2 separate regions of the Homo sapiens genome follow, and region 1 is linked to region 2. The links are chromatin loops, found by intact Hi-C in ENCODE. Cell type or tissue: gastrocnemius medialis. All regions are shown on one strand.

Region 1 (2,500 bases), 590 kb before region 2:
TTAAAGAATCAAATCATGTGCTCCCAGAGAAACAATGAATTCAAACATTCACAGCCTTGGGCTGGCTGTAGAAGTGGAGGTTTAAGGTTAAACTACTAAAATTATGAAATATCTCTTTTGAACAAATCACTTTCTCTTTTGTTCTTTTTCTCACTAAATATGTAGTATTAAAGTGTGATTAGTTAAAACAATGAAGAGGGCTTTGCCTCAGACTTAATAAGAAAGGTAGAAAAATAACACATGAAACTTCAGAAATCTCATACTGAAAAAATAGAAAGAAAGAATATGGACAGTTTTTATTTGTTCCTTGGATACAGAAATGGACCTGGAAAAGCGTGTGAGTGTTTTTTTTAGTGTTTGAAAATTGGGAAACCACAAGTTGCACAAATAATGACTCAGCCAGCCAGTTCCTCTCACCCTGCTTTTACTAAGACACATTTCTTACAAGGAAAACCTGGGCTGCTTGTTTAGCAGAATGATGAGAATTGCATTTGGAGTTTCTAGATGATTTAAAGTTCAATGACTGTGTTGCTTTTAGTGTACATTTGTAGTACATTTTGAGTCATCCTAAGTGGCTGCCTCCACCTGGCAATTCTTAGATGAAAGGCTGAGAGGTCAGTCAAAGACGGGGGGGTCTTCACTATTTAAAACAACAGTCTTTGAGACTTCTAGGGAATGTGTATAAACTATTTTATAGTATCCCCCAGATAGGTTTGAAAATAATATAGCAAAGAGTTTTAAGTTCATCGAGGTTTAATTTTTGTGCAGTAAACAGTATCTGTTGATGTGTACAGTTTGATGAGTTTTGACACATTTGGTTAGTGCCGGAACAAGCACCACAAATACAGAACCTTTCTATGCTGCTCCAAGGTTTCCTGTGCTCTCCTTTGACCCTGGCCTTCATGTGACCACTGATCTGCTCTTTGTCACTAAAAACTAGGTTACTTATTCTAGAATTTCTTGTAAATGGGATCATGTCTGGCTTCTTGTACTCAGCAGACTGTTTTGGGGACCCAGGCATGGTGGTGGTGGCCCAGCAGCCTGCTCCTTGGGACAGCTGAGTGGTATCCACCATATGGAGGCAACCCAGCTTCTTTATGTTTTCATCCATGGGTTGCAACTGAGGTTGTTTCTCTTTGTCAGTGATTGTGAACACAGCTGCTGTGAACATTTGTGCATACAGCTTTGTGTCGGCACACATTTAATTTCTCATGTGTAAATACTAAGGAGTGGATTTGCTAGGTCCTGTGTGGTAGGGGCATGTTTAACTTTTCAGAAATAAGAAACCAATTTAAAACTTAAATAATAAACTTCCTGAAACAAGGAAGCAGAACTAGGCAATTCTGAGGCTTCTGTTGGTAAAGTCGGTCATGTGAGCTTGTGGTGGCAGGCTGCTTGATTTCTTGTGGTTTTAACACACACAGACTATCCCGGGAGCAGCGGAAAGAAGACTGGCTCCAGGGTTGGGGCCTAGCTTTGTATCTCTGTTTTGCTTATATTTAATGATGAGGATTTAGGTATATATGTCATTTCTTTAGCATGTTTCCTCATCTGTAAAAAGTTGAATGTTATCATCTTAAAGTCCCATACAACTATAATGCTCTATGATTGCAGTTCAGACTTACAATGGTTCAACTTAATGATATTTTGACTTTATGATGGTGTGAAAGTGATACATATTAGGTAGAAACCATAGTCTGAGGACTCATACAGCCATTCTGCTTTTTACTTTCAGTACAATATTCAATAAATTGCAAGAGATATTCAACACCTTATTATAAAATACGCTTTGTGATAGATGATTTTGCCCAGCTGTAGGCTAATGTAAATGTTTTGGGTACACTTAAGGTAGGCTAGACTAAGCTGTGATGTTAGGTAGGTTAGATGTAAATAGATTTTTGACTTACAATATTTTCAACTTTTTATGGGTTTATTGGGACATAACCCAATCAGAAGTCAAGGAGCATTTTTATTTCATGTGGTAGCATAACATGTTAAACTCACATTTTCAACATCAACCAGCCAATGTACCCTCAAACTACTCACACCTTTTAACTGATTGTGTAAAAACCAGGTCAGCAGAAGGTGAGTGCTCTTGGCAGGATGCATGCGCCATCCTGGAGCTGACTGGATTGCTGACGTTCACAGTATCAGCAACGCGTATTCTCCATGCTGTCTTATTTTCTCTGGCAGATCCATGTTGACGGGGCTCCACCCTCCCACTTCTGGAACCATCATCATCAATGGCAAGAACCTACAGACAGACCTGTCGAGGGTCAGAATGGAGCTTGGTGTGTGTCCGCAGCAGGACATCCTGTTGGACAACCTCACCGTCCGGGAACATTTGCTGCTCTTTGCTTCCATAAAGGCGCCTCAGTGGACCAAGAAGGAGCTGCATCAGCAAGTCAATCAGTTAGTAAACAGTTGTCTCTCTGCTCCTCCTGCCTCTGCCCATTGTGTAAGGAAGTGAAGACAATAGAAAGAGACACTTAAAAAATCA
Region 2 (2,500 bases):
TTATGATTCCTATTTTTCTGCCTCTGTAAATATCTGGTATTCTTTCATACCAATGCCAGTCATAGTAAATTTTTTCCTTGGTAGATGATTGCTTTTATATAAACATTATTGTGATTTCTCCTGAGATACAGAGAAGTTACATCTATCTATCTATCTATCTATCTATCTATCTATCTATCTATCTATCTATATATATATATATTTCGTTTGTGTCTTTTATTTTAAGAATTGTTAAGCAGAGCCAGAGAAGCATTTATCTATCTATAATTATTATCTGCTACTGGGATAATTCTATTCTGTTTACCCTGCCTTCCTGTAACATCTTTGTACCTTTGTTTTTATAGTGCATATATTTTACAGAGAGAAAATAGTGGCATCTTACTTTTTGTAATTGCTAAAATTCTCTACTTTTTCATTGAAATGTTTATTACATTCACACTTTTAGTGTAATTATTGATACATCTTGATTTAGTCTTTTGGTATTTGTTTTCTGTTTCTCCTATTTAATTTTTGTTTTAATCAAACATACTCCAATATTTATTTTTAACTTCTTTATCATATTTTTAGCATTGTTGTTACATTTAAATTAATTTTCTGGGTTGTTTTAAGGATTAAAATATGTCTTCCTAACTTACAGTCTTCTAACAAGTAACATTGTATCACTTCACATAAAATGTTTTTTTACAAAGAAAAACTTGACACATGTAGTTATATTTAACTTCCATATTTTGTTTTATTTTTCTTATATGTATTATAAGCCCCATAACATTACCTTTACAATTTAAAAAAATCAATACCAAATCTCGCTCTGTCACCCAGGCTGGGGTACAATGGCATAATCATAGTTCACTGTAACCTCAAACTCTTGGGCCCCAAAAATCCTCCTGCCTCAGCCTCCCGAGTAGCTGAGACTACATGTACACATCACATCTGGCTAATTTTTAATTTTTGAAAGAAAGATGAGTTCGCACTCTGTTGCCCAGGCTCTCGAATTCCTGGCCTCAAGTGATTCTCCCACCTCGGCCTTCAAAAGTGCTGGGATTACAGGTGTGAATTACCAGGCTGGGACTCATATTTTTTATTCACCAGTTTTTTTAAAAAATCATTTTCAGTACTCTAATTCTTGTTGATTCTAGTGTTATACATTTCCCTGTATCCTGCACTTCCTTTAACATATTATCTAGTGCAATTATGCTGGCAAGAAATTCCTTCCTCTTTCATTGGTCTGAAAATGTCCTCATACATATTTCTTAATTTTTAAGATGGGCTAATTGGCTATACACTTATAGATTGATTTTTTTCCCTTAAAAATTTAACTATATTATTCATTTCTGCCTTCTGCCTATCATTGTTTCTTATAAGAGGTGATCTGTCATTTTCATTGTTTCTCCACATTTTTTTAAAAAACTTTTATTTTAGTTTCAGGGGTACATGTGCAAGTTTGTTATATAGATAAATTACATATTGTGGAGGCTGGGTATAGAGATTATTTTGTTACCCAGGGAATAAACATGGTACCCAAAAGGTAGGTTTTCTATCCTCACCCTCCTCTCCCCCTCCACCCTCAAGTCGGGCTCAGTATATATTGTTTTCTTCTTTGTGTCAATTTGTACTCAATGTTTAGCTCTCACTTATAAGTGAGAACATGTGGTATTTGGTTTTCTGTTCCTTTGTTAGTAATGGTTTACTGCAAATGTTGCTCCAAAGACATGATTGCCTTCATTTTTTATGGCTGCATAGTATTCCATGGTGTATATGTACCACATCTTCTTTACCCTGTCTACTGTTGGTGGGCATCTAGGTTGATTCCATGTCTTTGCTATTGTAAATAGCGCTGCAATGAACACATGTGTGCATATGTGTCTTTATGGAAGAATTATTTATATTCATTTGGGTATATATCCAACAATGTAATTGCTGGGTTAAATGGTAATTCTGTTTTAAGTTCTTTGAGAAATCTTCAAACTGTTTTCCACAGTGGTTGAACTAATTTACATTCTCGCCAGCAGTGTATAAGTTTTCCCATTTCTCTTTAACCTCTCCAGCTGTGATTTTCTTAGTTTTTAATGGTAGCCATTCTGGCAGGTGTGAGACAATATTTCATTGTGGTTTTCATTGGCATTTCTCTAATTATTAGTGAATGTTGAGCATTTTTTCATATGCTTGTTGGCTGTGTGTATGTATTTTGAAAGGTCTCTGTTCATATCCTTTGACCAGTTTTTAATGGGATTGTTTGTTTTTTGCTTGTTAATTTAAATTCCTTATAACTTCTGGATATTAGATCTTTTTCAGGTGCATATTTTGCAAATACTGTTGTTATCTCTTTACTCTGCTGATGGTGTTTTTTGCTGTGCAGAACCTCTTTAGTTTAATTAGATCCAATTTGTCAGTTTAGGGTTTTGCTGCCACTGCTTTTGGTGTCTGTGTTATGAAATCTTTGGTCATTCCTATGTCCAGAATGGTATTTCCTAGGTTATCTTCCATGGTTTTTATAGTTTAA

The links. Hi-C counts contacts between places; a loop is a spot of excess contacts. Peaks named below come from ENCODE experiments on the same cell type or tissue, not always from the same donor. Only the 100,000 strongest peaks of a DNase experiment are listed, where the experiment ranks them.
Region 1: a loop joins it to region 2, with 6 times the contacts of the local background. A loop is called at or near these places in 1 of 110 quality-filtered maps.

Annotation. Positions count from the first base shown.
Region 1 is chr7:48,389,728-48,392,227 of GRCh38, forward strand. ABCA13 (ATP binding cassette subfamily A member 13) reads left to right here. Exons shown (of 62, transcript NM_152701.5): 38 at 2,194-2,412. Among named protein-coding and RNA genes, the nearest start is that of ABCA13, 220 kb to the left of the region's middle. In gastrocnemius medialis, no CTCF peak of the experiment used is centred here; a DNase peak (open chromatin) is centred at 1,414.
Region 2 is chr7:48,983,688-48,986,187 of GRCh38, forward strand. No RefSeq gene overlaps it. Among named protein-coding and RNA genes, the nearest start is that of CDC14C, 60 kb to the left of the region's middle. In gastrocnemius medialis, no CTCF peak of the experiment used is centred here; no DNase peak of the experiment used is centred here.